Linked DNA regions of Mus musculus: region 2 is linked to region 1. A link is a loop called in an ENCODE intact Hi-C map of the cell type or tissue named here. Cell type or tissue: heart. All regions are shown on one strand.

The links. Peaks named below come from ENCODE experiments on the same cell type or tissue, not always from the same donor. Only the 100,000 strongest peaks of a DNase experiment are listed, where the experiment ranks them.
Region 2: it touches region 1 in a loop (3-fold over the local background); 5 of 42 quality-filtered maps call a loop at or near these places.

What each region holds. Positions count from the first base shown.
Region 1 is chr3:104,315,850-104,323,849 of GRCm38, reverse strand. No RefSeq gene overlaps it. Among named protein-coding and RNA genes, the nearest start is that of Gm5546, 40 kb to the left of the region's middle. In heart, no CTCF peak of the experiment used is centred here; DNase peaks (open chromatin) are centred at 3,219 and 4,759; H3K4me3 peaks cover 945 bases; H3K27ac peaks cover 4,077 bases.
Region 2 is chr3:104,371,045-104,379,044 of GRCm38, reverse strand. No RefSeq gene overlaps it. Among named protein-coding and RNA genes, the nearest start is that of Gm5546, 15 kb to the right of the region's middle. In heart, no CTCF peak of the experiment used is centred here; DNase peaks (open chromatin) are centred at 4,964 and 6,464; H3K27ac peaks cover 6,292 bases.

The DNA.
Region 1 (8,000 bases):
TTTCCGTTCTGGCTGAAGAGTCCCCCTGGCTGTCCAACTCCATCCTCAGGCTCTTCGCATCTTCCCTTCTAATTCCTTTGTCAATACTGTGGATAAGACTCCATCTCCTCAAGCATGGATTGTTCAATAGCTTCCTAATTTGTTTTTCTACCTTTGATCCATTTCAATACCATCTAATTAATCCTGAAATACCATTTCTACAGTTCTTCCTGTATCAAAAATGTTCAGTTGTTTGTGGGGCCATGCCCATGTTCTGACTCTTGGTCCCATGCTTCTGCCCAGCCCTGTCTCAGCCTTGCATGTATCGTAGGTTTTCTGCCTTTGGACTTCAGCTATATAGTAAGCCTCTCTTTTTCCTTCACGTCCTTCTTCTATTCCCCTTAGTGAATGACAACTCTCCAAGATCAAGGCCAATTCCTCCTCCTTGATTCTCTAAACCAGAGCATTTGTCCTTTTAAGTCAGCGAGACTGGAACATCAGCAGCCTCTGGCTAATATCCCACTTATCTTGCTAATTATTCACAAATAATATGCTATCTTATCTCACCTTTCTGGCAGGAGCGGTGAATAGAAAATTGGCCTTATATTTCTTTCTCTCCAACACACCACCTCATATCTACTGTAACACTGAGATGATCAAGGTATGTGAATGAGCCCACAGACTAATGGTATAGGTCACTATGCAAACAAATCATCACAATTGGATATTAAACAATCTATGCTTGTCCAGAACAAGGAAGGCCTTCTTAGAAGACATGTTAAAAATAGCTCTCTGGACAGAGAAGGTGGTCAGTACTGAGAATGCCATGTCCAAAGGCCGAAAGGCACATGTGCTATGTGTGAGGTGTGTGGATGAGCAACACATGTGACTAAGAACCAGAATAGGCTGGAAAGACAGGCAGAGTTAAGGTTCTAAAGACCTGGTCATGCAGAAGAGATGGGAATTGATCCTATAAGACAGGTAGGAATCCACAAGTGTGGGGGTGGGAAGGGGAGCTGTAAGAGGTCATGACCTAGGTTTAGATTTTAGAAATTTAACCAGGGGACTGGAGAGATGACTCAGCAATTAAGAAAGCATGCTGTTCTTGCCAACGACTGACATTTACATCCCAGCACACAAGTCAGGTGGTCTACGGCTGCCTATAATTCTAACTCTAGAGGGTCAGATGTCCTCTTCTGGCCTCTGTGGACACCTGCATGCACACAGAGACCCATGATGGGGGGAGGAGGAGGAGGAGGAGGAGGAGGAGGAGGGGAGAGGGATATGGGGAAGAGGAGGGGGAGGAGAGGGAGGGGGAGGACAGAGGGAGGAGGAGAGCTCTGACAGTAGCATGTAAGTAAATTGTATTTGGAGGCAGAAGGAGACTTGCCGAGAGATGTTGAGGGTGTGGACAAAAGTTAGGATAATGGGGACAGAAAGGGCTGTTGTTTTTGATATGTTAAGAAGGGGAATAAACACTTGGATATGGTACATATCTGGATATGGTGAATGAGGACAAGGATAGAGGATCAGTTTCATTATAGTTACTATTATTTGCAGTTTGGGGGATGGAGCTCAGGGCATGCTGCACAGGTATTCCACCAGTGAGCCACACCCAAACCTTAGGACTAGTCTATGTTGAGAGACCTCCTCTTCACCAAGGTTGAGAACGAGTGTGAAAGCCATTGCCACTGCTGTAGTCATTCTCTTTGAGTGGAGGGAGGAATGAGAAGAGTCACAGAGGTGATAATCCAGAAGCACTAACAAGGAGATGTTGCAAAGCAAGCAAGTACTTCTCTTGGGCATGTCTTGGTGCCCAGCACATGGTAGGTACTTAACAAATATTTGTGGAGGAAGAAGCCGATCATTCTGGCTAAGCGTGTAAATAAGACATTAAATATGTACACTCATGTGAAAAGCCATTTCCCAGTTTTTGTAATGAATACAATATACACTGGGGCTTCTAGTGATATGAGACTGTACAAAAGGCACGCTGAGATCTGCAGGTGTGGTGGTGCTAGGACTGGCTGGCAGATGCTCTACCTTCCCCGGAAGTCATCATCCAAGGAGCAGGATGAATAGGGAGCTTAAAACTGAGCCCTGCGGTGTGACCTTGATGTACGGTTTCGTAAACTGTGCACACAGCTGCTGGGTTTCTCTCAAAGATGCTGAAGACAATGGATTTCAAGGTCCTGTAAGTGTTGACTCCACATGACTATTTTTAATGAGGTGTATAGCTTTTTTATTCATTTGGATTTCTTTTTACCTATATGATAAATCATAGCCTAGGTTGTGTAATCCTTTCCCAACGTCTTATAAACAACTTTCCCATTAATCCCATGGGTAAAGGGTACAGGCAGGAGAAGAAAGAGAAGGGAGAAAAAGAAACTCAATAGGAGACTTTAAAAAGTGATGATTCACCCAGCAGATTCCTGGTCTTTCAGCTTTCCTCAGCAGAAATGAGTGATGTCCTGGGACATGGAATTTTAAACATTAGTGGACATGTTTCAGTAGTCCAGTACAAAGCCATTAATTTCTTTGGCACTTTCAGTACTGCCTTGCTGTTAAGTGTTCCCAGTATGTTCAAGTTAATAGAAAATTTGCAAGCCAAGGATATTTTATGCCTGCATAACTCTAGTTAAAAGCAGTATTGGTCAATATTTAGAAAAGGTATGGACTATGTTTACACAGGTCCGATGCTTCAAAGATGATAATGTTCTTTTCCAACTATAATTGCTTTTTCTGTTCCTAGATTCCAATCTCTATGGTGATATCACACTCAAGGGTCCATTTCTACATGTAAATGGCATGTGATGAAATTGTATACATTTGCCTTTTATGCAGAAAAGAAAGAAAATAATGTGAGCACTCAATGCATTTCACTGCATTGACGATGACCAGGACAAACCATTTGTCTGGTAGAATATTATAACCTCACTCTCTTAAAATCAGAACTACAGGCTGAAGATAGATGCTCTCTTCTAGTAATGTCTCCCATTTTTACAGATGAGAAATCCATTAAGAGATGACCCCCACTGCTCTCCTGATAGCAAGTGACAGAAAGCAATTGACTTAAGCAACAATGGAATGTGTTGGTCTATGGAAACAAAACATCTGAGGGGTAAGCATGGTTTCAGATGAGGCTGATTTCATAGCTCAAATTCCACCTTACGTGGCCATCTTCCACCACTGTCTTGGCTTCCATCCCAGAATCTAAGTGCACAGAGCCCAACATGATGGCGCCAGCCCCAGCCTCCTACAGACCCACGTTTAACAGCATTCCATTGGTTCTAGTAGGGTCCTGTGACCCTCGTTAGTGAATGTCAGTGGCTCACAGTGGCTTAATGATGGTCACATGCCAACCACAGGACCCAGTTTCCATCCAAGCATCAGGGTGTGAAGAGAGGAGGGTTGTTGCCATAAGAAGAAAGAATAAATCTTAAAAACCAACAGTGGCCTTGCTACTTTAGGTGGTATTTAAGATTTTTAAATATTCTTATTCATGATGGGGAGTCTTCCTGTATCTCAGGAATTCCCCCATGGAGGGGGGGGGTTAGTTTGTGATTGTTTGAGGAAGCAGAATGAAGCCAAAGTGTTCCCCCATTTCTCTCTCTCTCTCTCTCTCTCTCTCTCTCTCTCTCTCTCGTCCATTATCCTCTTTGTCATCCCCAGCATTAGTTCAAATCTCTGCGGTGTCTCTCCTCTAGAACAAAATATTTAACAAATAGTTCTTCTAGATCTCTGTGAGGAGTGTTTAATGGAATGTGGGTTTCCCAATTGGATCCTGAACATTTCAGTTTATCTCTCTACATCCCTCGTATATTACACTGGCAATTTTGGTGACCTTAATTTGAGAACCTGACCTCCTTCCAAGGAGTTTGCATTGTTTGTTTATTTAGTGAAGTTGACTATTCATAGTTATTTGTTACCTGCCTGGTGGGCCAGAACCACAGAGAAATCGGAGTCTCTCTGCTTTGAGTGTGTCTATTCCTCTTGTTTCTCATTATTTTTTTAAGCTTCTCCAGAGTCTTTCAAAGTCCATTCCCCACCCACTTCCTTGTTATAGGTTAGCAGCCATTTCCCTTAACTGCATCTCTAGAATCTATTCAGCCACTTAGCGACATCCATTCACCAGGTGAAAATCGGCATTCTTCAATAACTACTGAGTATGCCTGTGTGACTGTGCATGCTAAGTATCAAGACGAGGGATTGGCACTGTGATATGCAGAGTGGTGTCAGGAAGTTATTCCCAGGAGTGGAGCACATTCCTGCTGCCAGCTAATCTCTCTCTTGCTATTCAGAGACTCTCACTTTGTTTAGCTGACGGTTCTGCTACACTTCTCAAAAATTTCACAGGCAGAGCTTCTATTCTGGATTATCCAAAATCAACTAAAAGGAAAAGGGGGAGGGCCACAGGCGTGGGTCTCTCTGGACTTTCCACAAACAGATCTCCATGTCTTATCATGCGACAAAAGCTTCTTCTAGAAGCATAAACAGGAGGGCAGAAATAACTGCTACTGTATCTATAAAATTTAAGTTTATCTGTTATCTGCTTTGACAAACCCCTCCAGCACTTGGTAGCTAAGAACAACAGCCGTTTTATCAGTTCATTATTCTGCAGGTCAGCAGCGAGGGCTAGATGCAGCTGGACATTCGGGGGCTGGTTTCATCAGAGCCATTCATGCGGCTGCAGGCAGCTGGCAACTCAGACGGGGCTGGAAGCCTACAATGCCTTTGCTCGTGTGGATGGGGGTTGGGGTGAGGGGGTTCTGGCTGGTGTCTAGGTTGTTCTCTCCAGCAGGCTGGCTTGTGTTTCTTCACCTACTGCCAGAAAGTTCTCAACAACAAGAACGAGTCAAGCTCAATTGGCAAGTCCGTGTCCAGCCCCTGCTTCTGTCAAATTTGATAATGATCCCATAGGCCAACTCAAGTGGCCAAGTCCAGAGCCAAGGTGGGAGGGAACAGCTCAAATATGTGAGGGTGGGAGACAGGATCTATTTGGGACTGTTACTGTTTTTTAAAAATCCATCATATATATTAAACACCAATATCCTTTCTTTTCTGAAAACAAGATCTACCAGGGAAGATTTAAGGGCAAACCTATTACCAGGAAGAAGACCTGTCAGAGAATTGTAGACACAGAGCAGAGACGTAACCTTTTTATAGACTTATTAGTGCCAAGAGAGCACTGTCTATGTGTTGAGGTATTACCCCAATTATAAAATCAAACCCACTGTAAAAATAGGAGTGTAGAGTTAGACAGGAGCAAGCCGCTCTGGTGTGCACAGTAGGGTGACTGTGCACAGTAGGGTGACTGCAGATAACAGCAATGCATAGTGTATTTCAAAGAGCTGGCAGAGAGAGTTTTGAATGTTTTCACCATAAATGTTAGGTGAGTAGACTGAAGTGTTTGCCCTCATTTAAACACTACACAACTCATATGTCTCAAAATGTTGTGTGGTACTCCATACATATATAAAGCTTACGTTTTTATGTGTCAGTTAAAATACTTGTGCATTAAAAAAAATAGAAGCCAATATGTACATAGACCTACCTAGATATTTAATATACAACTTCAATTAGGACTCTTCTGAAGGACTTAGGATACGAAGGGAGCAAGACGTATTGGCTTCAGTTAGTTCAATGGGTCATCCCAGCCCTAGAGTAGAGAGAATGCTAACAAGATGGTTCTCGTAAGTAACATTTCTAAATCACAGTTTTCAGCTCCTGGCTTAAGATTTGGACCACTCTGTGAGGTGGGTAGTAAATCTTATCTCCATCTTACAAACATGGACATTGAGGTTTAAAACACTTAGCTGGCTAGAGTTCACGTTGCTAATACAGAGGGCTGGGGTCTTGAACTCTGTCTACAGAGCCCCAGAGATTGTCTCCATCTTGAAATTTTTTTTCAACTGCTTTGGACAAAACAGTGATGCCCATGCTTTGCTGTTTCTGTCTAGCCAAGCACTCTCTGAGTGCACTAGAGTACTAATTCTCTCAGAAGGTTTTCTTCTGGAAGCCTCCTTAACATGGAGTCCTGAAAAGGCAGCTTCCATTGTTGTGACAGCGTGAGAGTTGATAATGAGGTTCATTACTTCCTCAGGGAGCTCTGGGACCCTTTCCCAGGAGTAACTCTGGCAAATCCTTTGCATGTACATTGCTGCTGCCGTTGTGTGAGAAAAGTCACACGTCTTTCTGTCTTTACCCAGCACTAAGGCGTTCCTTATGCTTCTCAGTGAAGCAGCTGCTGAACTCAGCCTATCTGAGTTTGATGATGTAAGCAATCCTTCATGCAGCACCTACCCATCAAACAGTAGATCTGAAGATCAGAGCTTTAGAAGGACTGACTACCTTCCCACAGGACGTATAACTGAATTAGACCCCAGTTAGTGGTAACTTGAATGTGATCGAGAATGAGAAATGCTATCCTGAAATGAGTCTGTTTTTCCTAAAAGCTAAAGGTAAATGGAGCACTTGTACTTTGGTGTGGTCCTGCCTTTCAGGACACTTGCCCTCTGACATACATAAACCCCTCTGAGACAGGGTCCAGTTCTGTAGCTCAGGCTGCTCTCCTGCCTCAGCCCTAAAGGCACTGGTATTATTTGCATGAGCTACCCTGCCCAGCTTTGCTCTCCACCCCAATGCCCTCAACCCTGGCTCATCTGGGTGGGGGTGAGGTGAGGAGTGGTCTTCCCTCCCACCTTATCTGGGCCTGGCAGCTGATGGACCTCAGTCTTCATTCTTTAATCTTCACTCCTCACACTCTGGACATCATCCAGATTTTAAATTTATTTTTTTGTGAAATGTAGCCCTACAGATTGTAGCTTTTTGGGTTTTTGTTTGTTTGTTTGTTTGTTTTCCTTTGTTTTCTTTTCTTTTACTTGCTCTCTTTCCCTCCCTTCAGGTGGCTTTAAACTCAATGTGTAGCCAAGAATGGCCTTGACCTTCTGACCTTCCTACCTCCGGAGTGCCGGTATCACTGTGTTCCTCCATGCCTGTTTCCTGTTGAGAACTGAACCCAGAGCTTTTCCTGTGCTTGGCAAGCACTCTACTAAATGAGTTACACCCTCCCTCATACCCATATATATTTTAAAAGCTATTGTCCAGCCATATACATTTTGGCAATAATAATAAACCATAGCACACGTCAGACGATTGTCCTTATACCTGTCTTTGTAGGGAGATGAATTTAGCAGGAAAAAAGTTGGTGTTTAGCTAATTTTGAAGAAGAATAAATGCATTAGATGGTATTCAGAAAAGCTCAATTTGCATAACATATAAACTGCATAGAATTGTAATGCAGAAAACCCAGAGCTTTCCAATGGTGAATGGGTCTAATTTATAGCTATTTCTGGGGACTGAAACATTCTGAAGCAATAACTGGAAGATTTGGTTTCTATCTGACAATTTGTACAAAGAGAAATTAGATTATGGAGTGTGTTTTTTAGTAACCCCCTTGACTAATAAATTGTAATTTAAAGAACAGAATGCACGCTTTCCTCTAGCTCTGCACTGAAATTGTACACACATCATCTGCCTTAATTTCTAAGCTCTGAGCTCATATTTATGTACTTGGGAAATTTGCTGTTCTCAGAGTGGAAGGAATCCTAGAAAAATTAATTATTTAATGAGTTTCAATATTCAAATTTGTGGCTCTTCGCCTAGAATGTAAATTTGGAGGCACATTTAAAATTTAACCAGAGTTCAGTGCAAATTAATATCCACATGGGCTGTGTGCAGCCAGATGAAAAGGAGAAGGAAAGAAAGTCTTCAAAGAAAATAGGACAGAGGCCTAGTCCACTGTGAAGCTTGTTGTTCTGATGCCTTGATGAGGTGCCCAGCAGGAAGGGCGCTCAGAGGCTGATCCAGGATGAGCCTTTCAAGTGCGGCTCAGAAAAGAAACTGGGGAAGGAGGTATGTGGAACGCCATCCAAGTCAGATTCACTGAGCATCTTAGGAATGTTTTTAAGAGTGTGAAGATGAAATGGACGCCCATGTTGGCATCAAGAAACTGTCCAGTC
Region 2 (8,000 bases), 55 kb before region 1:
GGGGTGAAGATAAAAGTCCCCTCCTGCCCATCCTGGCCTTCATGGAGGCAATCCCAATTTAGAGTTGCTTTACATATCCTTACAGAGAAAAGGACTTTAAAAAAAAAGAAGAAAAGAAAAATATGGGGAGAAAGCAAACTGAATACCAGGAAATCCCTGTTTTGTGATCTTTAGAAAAGGAGCCGAGAGGAACCCGCCTCAGCCCAAGATCCTCTGAGGCAGGGAGGGGAAGGCTGGGGAGGAAGGGGAGAGAGGGAATGAATTTTGTGTTATTGTGAAAAATATGCCAGGGTCTCTTAATTTAGACACATTATTCTATCCTCAAGGAGAGAACTTTTGGTACCAAAAGTAGATTTGAAAAAGCATGAACAGTTCCCTGTCCCTGTGAGTCACCGCACCAGTGCCCGGAGACTCTGACTTCTTGGGCTTTATAATAAAAATTAACAATTTAGCTATACAGAGTGGGGGTGTGGGGGGAGGAGAGGAACAAGGATTTCTAGGCCTCTGTTTGAGGTAACTGATTCTGGGAAGTGTTCTGCCATCGAAACAAACCCAGGCTCTCCTTGTCTTATGAAAACACAAAGATTTGCATTAAAAAAAAAAAGTTCACATCACATCTGTGCATGTGACATCTGTGCATGTGACTGTATTGTCCTTGGAGGCCAGAGAGAGGTTTCAGTCCCCTGGCGCTGCAGTTAAAGGCAATTGTGAGCTGCTGATTTGGTGTTGGAATTTGAACCCAGGTTCTTAGAGCAACATACTATTCCCATGGCTGCGTCCTAGCTCCAGACCCATGGTGAAAGAAATTGATTAAGCATTTGTGGGGTCTGTTATCCACTTAAAGAAACATACCGCATCTTGAAGGAAGGCTTTTCTGTGAGTTACTCAGACTCCTTCTTTAAATCAGATGAGCGAATTCAAAGCACTTTAGTTTGCCACAAGATTGTCTGAGATTTCTGCACTTAAACCGTGACATTTTGTTAAGAGGGACTACCGGATGGAAAAGAGGGAGGAGGTCCCATTATACGGTGAGCTGTACCATAGGAGATCATTTTTCTTATAATGTTCTTGGGGAGTGTTTTTAATATACTCAAGAACCTTGAAAGATTGTAGGAGACAGAAAATGATTTACCGGAAATGTCATCAATAACTTTGTCTTGAGCATTAGGCAAAGCCAGCCAAGGAACCAAGGGTGTGTATGGGGGTGGTGGTGGGGGGCGGGGAGCTGTTCAATACATTTTTGTTTTTACCAGGAGCAACATCCTGACGGGAAAAAAAAAAAAAGATTTGCAGCAGAAAACCCACCAATTGCTCCATGGTTAAAGATCTGGTGGATTTTACCTCAGAAATTCTGAGGCAAATGGACTCCTTTCCACCTGATACGGCTTTTCTAGTTATTAGTATTTGTTACAAAGACTCAAGCTTCGAGAGTCCACCCAGCTCCTCTGAGTCTGAAAGGAGTAGTATCTGGCTGCCACTGCGTGGTTGTGGCGCTGGCGGAAGGAGTGGGGAAGCGTGTATGTGTGCATATGTTGGGGGTGGGAGGTGGGGGGGGTATCACTCTTCTGGGGCCAAAGGGGACACATAGGAGTCATGCCCCCTTCTGAGAGAAACTGGAGTACGCCAGGACCTGTCCCTTCTGAAGATTCAACTCACCCTGTTGCTTCTACTCTTTTTTTTTAGTTAGATATTTTCTTTATTTACATTTCAAATGTTATCCCCTTTGTTTCCCCTCTGAAAAAAACCCCCATCCCATTGCCTCTCCCCCTGCTCACCAACCCACCCACACCCGCTTCCTGGCCCTGGCATTCCCCTACACTAGGGCATAGAACCTTCACAGGACCGGGCCTCTCCTCCCATTGATGTCCCACAAGGTCATCCTCTGCTACATAAGCAGCTGGAGCCATGGGTCCCTCCTGTGTACTCTTTGGTTGGTGATTTGGTCCCTGGGAGCTCTGTTTGGTTTATACTGTTGTTCCTCCTATGGGGCTGCAGACCCTTTCAGCTCCTTGGGTCCTTTCTCTAGCTCCTTGGGGCCTTTCTCTAGCTCCTTGGGTCCTTTCTCTAGCTCCTCCCTTAGGGACCCATCGCTTCTTCTTTTAAACATGTCTTCTCCCTCCCCTTTACCCTGTTTTGAGGAGTTTTTTTCCGTCGCCCTTTCTAGTGCCCTGGAGAAGGTCACCGTAAAGTAGTTCCTGTCTGTGAAGGAGATAAGAGACTCCTTGATCTAAAGAGATGTGAGAGAATCCAGACAAGGTTAAATTTAGTGATGAAACGGAGTGGCTTGTCCGTTAAATAGTGGTTCTGGGACCAGACCACTGCTGTGGTCTCTGTTCTGCCGCCTGTCAGCTTTGGACTCAGAAGGTCCCTAGTCCCCTTTCCCCACGAGAATCTGGAGGCCAGCCCTGCCCTGCTGCAAAAGGGATGGTAAAGATTAAGTTACAGAGGCTGAGGACCGAGCTCATGGAGCTCAACACAGGCAAAGCTCTGGGTTAGATCCCTAAGCAAAACAAACACCCACACAGGCCCCTTCTCACAAGCACACTTAGGGTGAAAGGGGTCACTGTTGGGTCTCCGGGTAGCACCCCAGAGACAGTGCCAGTTGGAGATCAGAGACCCAGCCACACGTGTTCAAGCTACGAGAAGAAGAATCTTCTGGAATCTCAGTGCCCTGTAAACAGCCCCCCTAAGCCCCCGTAAGATTTTGTTACATACAGTTGGTTACCAGAGTCTTTCAGACATGGATGTTTCCAGAAGGAACCCAGATAGCTGCAAGTCAGATTGGTACTAGACTGAGGGCAGTTCCAGGAGAGATGCCACTAATTAAAAATCTAATGTGATTACCTGCATCGAAGGGGGCTTAGAGTTCTGACATTGTACGGGAGGAATTAATAATAGGTAAATTGCAAAGCAAATTAAATGATGCAGTTTTTATATCTAAGGGGAACAATGTTAGCCAAAGATGGAAATGCTAGCCTATCATACTGTTTGACTCGGCTGTGTACTATATTTTGATTTCATAAGTAAAAACAATTTTTGAAATGAGTGTAGATTTTACACGTTTCTTATTTTGAAGTTTATTTTGAAATGAGTTTAGATTCACAGGAAGTTGCAAAGAGGATGCAAGAAATGCGATGGTTCTATGTCTCCTGACCCCTCCCCCGTGGCTATATTGCACAGTGACAACGCAGAATGGAGTAGAAAACTGACATCTTACAAGATGGGCACACGCTTTTCTCCCTTATGGCATGTGCAGGGTCCTGCGCCCACCATGGCAAGGAAGTTTCCAAGTTATTTCAAAGACAGCTTGTCCTCTCTGCTACCATCTAAAGCCATACGTTTCCCTCCCATCATTCCTAATGTTGCCCTGGCAACCACTAATCTGGGCTTCATCTCTAATTTTGTCATTTTAAGAACGTTATATAAATGAATTTAAATATGCAGTGGACCTTTGCTCCGACGTGACATCTTAGCTAAAATGTTGAGGAGTGACTGATGTGGCTCTCGGAGGCTGACTTTCTTCACTGAAATGTACGGCCATTTAGTTCTGTCTAGCTAGTGCCTGCTCCTTTTTATTGTCGGGTAATATTCCAAAGAAATACTGTGCCAAACAAAAATCGTGATACCTACGACCAGAACCAAATTAGTAGCTATAATAAAGCAACAGTGAACAATGAATGAGTCCTTAAAATGCATTGTATATGGCACCCAGTGCTTTTTCCAGCTCGTCTCATTTGATCCTCATTAGCAACAGCTATTTGTTTGCTTGTTTATTTGCTCCTGAGTGCTGGGATTACAGGCATGGGTCTACATGGTTCCTTTTGACTTTCACTTTACAGTGGAGGAAAGGAAGGCTTGGATATGTGAAGCCACCTTCTCACGACTGTGCAGCCACTAGGTTCCCTTGCCCCACAGTTTGAGCATTTGATCTGAGTGCAGAGAGGAGATGGTACCCCATTTCATCCCTAGGTCTTACAGGGGAAGAAGAAGCCCCTGGCTGTGTCCCATATGAGAACTGTCTGCTCCCTACAGGCCACACTACGCCATCATGTGGAGTCCCTCTTTTGAATTAAGTGCTTCCCATCAAAGACTCCTGACAATCTTGGAAACTCAGCTTCTAGTGTGGAGCTACTAAAATGAGATTTACCTTTGTGCAGATTGACACTGACTTACAAATGGCCTCTTGCTTTTACCAACCAAAGCTTTAAGGATCCTCTGTGAAGCAGAGACCATTACAAGGATGTAAAAGACAATATAAAGATTTAATATGTACAGAAATCCAGAAGTCAAACTCAGAGCCAATTTTGAGAAAGATGCCTTTAGGCTCTAAATCTGCAAGTAGTTTTTAAAAGCTTTCCACTATTCTCATGGTTATAAAGGAACAACTGACTGTTCTGACAATAGGTTAAATTAATTTACAGACTCACCCAAACCAGACAAAGAGTAAAGTGAGCAGATTCTTAATAAAAGTCTAATAAGAGTTTCCAGATGAAGAACGTTTTGTCTGTGGTGTGTGCGGCTGTGTGTCTGTGTACGCATGCGTGTATGCATGTACGTTCATAAAGCTGGGAATCAAACCCAGAGGCCCCTCCCCCCACTTTTTTTTTCAGAGTTATTCAGGCTGGCCTTGGCCTCACCGTGCACCCCAGGCTAATCCTCCTGCCTCAGCCTTCTGTTAGGATTATAGGTATGCACTACCACGTATGCCTGAGAAAGGACGTTTGGGACTACATGTGCACTTAAAGAGGACTTCTAAGCCCCGTCTTCCTCCTGGTGTTGTTTGGGGACTGTCTTAGTTACAGATGACCGTGGTGTTGCCTTGCTTGGATCCCATGCATCTTCTGTGCTGAGCAGATTGTAGGTAATTGTAGCAAGCACGAAGAAACTGTGCTGTGTGGTGCCAGGGCTCGCCTTGGAAACAGCTCCACCAATAACTGCCTTGAGCCTCTTGTCAAACAAGTGATGACAGCCTAGTCCCGCCCACGATCCTCCAGGCAAGCCTACTGGGTGCCTTTTAGGAAATAAGTGAAGATAAGGACCGCCATTCAGCCTACAGAGTGCTTGCATGCTGTGCAGGATCTCCTTTAACCTTTCCACGGCTGCTGTGGAAGTGGGATGAGCTTAACCCTGGGGACATGGAGAAGGAGCTCCGATGACAAGCACCTGGGCCTCAGCACCCCAGCCCCTACCTACCCTCCCACCCCCCACCCCCCCACCCCCACCCCCCCACCCCGCCAGGACTGGTGCTGGGCAAGCTGGGCAAGTTGATTTTTTTTGTGAACTGGACTTCAGTGTCACAAAATGGCTACTGAAAGAAGGTCCCCTTTGGAGAAGCTTTACAGATCATCCATGGGTGGGGGAATGAGACAAATGACGTCATGTTCCCACTGAAGAACCACCAGGCATCCAGCATCAGCGGCTTGTGATGTTATGGGAGACTCAACCACACCTTAGGTACTTCCAACCCCACCAACAAAAGTAGACCGTGTTTATTTGAACCTGATGGAGGTGCTAGACCTTACTACCACAAACAGGGACATGGCAAGTCACTGAAGCGTAGACGTGATGAGCACAGTCCAGATTGGGGGATTTCACAGGGCAATCTAATTTATATACAGAAAAAAAAATTCAAGGAAAAGAAGATTTCAAAAGAAGATTTGAAAGAGGGGTGTTTAAATTAGAAGACAATGGAAAGAGATGCTAACCAACAGCAATTGGTGAATTTGATTTGGCTGCGGATGCAAACAAGCAAACCACTTTTTTTTATTGATTCTTTGTGAATTTCACACCATGCACCCTAATCCCACTAATCTCCCCATCCCTCCATATCCACCCTCTGTCCTTGCAACTCCTCCCCAAAAGAAAACAAATAAATAAATCTTGTCTGGGAGGCTGTAGTGTGTCATACAGTATACCATTTGCCCGGCTTTTCTTGCAGATGCCTCTAACCAAACCAATGACTCACTGTAAAGAACATTTGCAAACCTCATTTTAAAGGCTCCTGTAATGTGCCATCTTCTCAAACTGCCACCATCCTAATTGTATCAGCTGTGAAACAACCACCCAACTTGTGAACTGTTGGCACCTCCTCTTAGAAGATGGGGGTGGGAAGAGTCATTGCCCCTCACCTGAGTATCCAGCTACTCAACGCATTTGCACACAATTCTGTCCTAACTGCAGCTGACCTTAAGAGTCTCGAGGAAGACTATGAAGGGAGGTGATAACTCCACGCATGTGCAGTGAGGAAGCCATCATCCATACTAGGTGAAGGCCTTCAGGTGTCACTGTTTTGGAGTCATCCATACTCTGTAAATAAGCCCAATAAACTCATTGGCTCCCCAGGAAGCCTAAGGGTGAAATCATACTTTGGTTTGTCCTTATGTCCTTGGGGGGGAAGAGGGTAAATATTATTCCTATCTCCTTCAGGCAAGGAATTTTGAGAGCACTCTTTACCAGGCATCTGGGGAATGTGAGAGGTGATGAAGTGTCTGAAGTGCCTGAGTGGCTTTCTGGGCAGTGACCGACATGATCAAGGTTACAATTTTGCAAAGAGTCCTTTGAGATCCATGCTGAAATTCAAATAGTGGGCATGCCAACTAGGGTTTACTTCAGAGTGGCCCATGGGATCAGGAAAGTGTGCATGGGTCCAAGGTAAACGGGATGGAGCATTAATTGGCCATCATTGAAGTCTGATAGATACAAGGAATGTGTGTGTGTGTGTGTGTGTGTGTGTGTGAGAGAGAGAGAGAGAGAGAGAGAGAGAGAAAGAGAGAGAGAGAGAGAGATCCATGCATGTGAGTGTGTGGGTTCATACACACAAGCACATGCACATGTTGGAGGTCAAATTTTACTCTTGCCTATTTGCCTTGAGACAGGCTCTCTCACTGAATCTGAAGCTTGCCCTTGACGGATCAAGCATCTTCCAGGATCCACCTCTCTCTGCTTTACTGTGCTGGGGTTACAGAAATGCACAGCAAGCCTGCCTTTTTTATGTGTATGTTGTAGATTTAAATTCAGATTTTCATGTTTGCACGTTACGTGCTCTTACTGAATCATCTCTCTAGCCCTGTTTTCTCTTAGACATGTTGGAAATATTCCATTAGAAGGAAAAAAAGCTGGCTGTGGTGGCATATGCCTGTAGTGCAGGTAGTTTACACTCAGGAGTATGAGACCTGGGCAATGCAGTAAGATGCCCTTATCTCAACCAACCAATCTCAGAATGAGCAGTCATGACTTTACAAGAAATAAGAGAAGTCCCCAGGAAAATGCATTGTCCAGGCTTCAAAGAGGCAGTTCACCCAACAGGGTTAGGTGGTGCTGATGGGTAGAATAGCCCAGTACTGAGGATGCTGCCATGAGTCTCTTCAGAAGGGCCCACTTCTACCCCCACCGTTCTTCAGCATGTGTTGCTGGCCACCCAGGACTGTCCCAGGAATTCCCGAGTCCCTTTACTTCTTGGCTCATTTCTGTGCTACCCTAGAACTTTTAATAGCTCCTCTAAAAGAGACCTTTCAAAGTCCCTGTGACAGATAGGCAGGTGGGTTACACTGTGTACTGTGGTTTTGTGTGTCAACTTGATACTAGCTGGAGTTATCACAGAGAAAGGAGCCTTTGTTAAGGAAATGTCTCCATGAGATCCAGCTGTAAAGTATTTTCTCAATTAGTGATCCGGGGGGTGTTGGGGAAGATCCAGCCCATTGTTAGTGGTGCCATTACTGGGCTGGTGGTCCTGGGTTCTATAAGAAAGCAAGCTGAGCAAGGGAGGGGAAGCAATCCAGTAAGCAGTACTCGTCCATGGCCTCTGCACCAGCTACTGCCTACAGGTTCCTACCCTGTGTGAGTTCCAGTCCTGACTTCCTTTGGTGATGAACAGCAATGTGGAAGTGTAAGCTGAATAAACCCTTTCCTCTTCAACTTGCCTCTTGGTTGTGGTGTTTCACTGCAGCAATAGAAACCCTGACTAAGACAAATTGGTACCAGGGTAGGGTATTCGTATAACA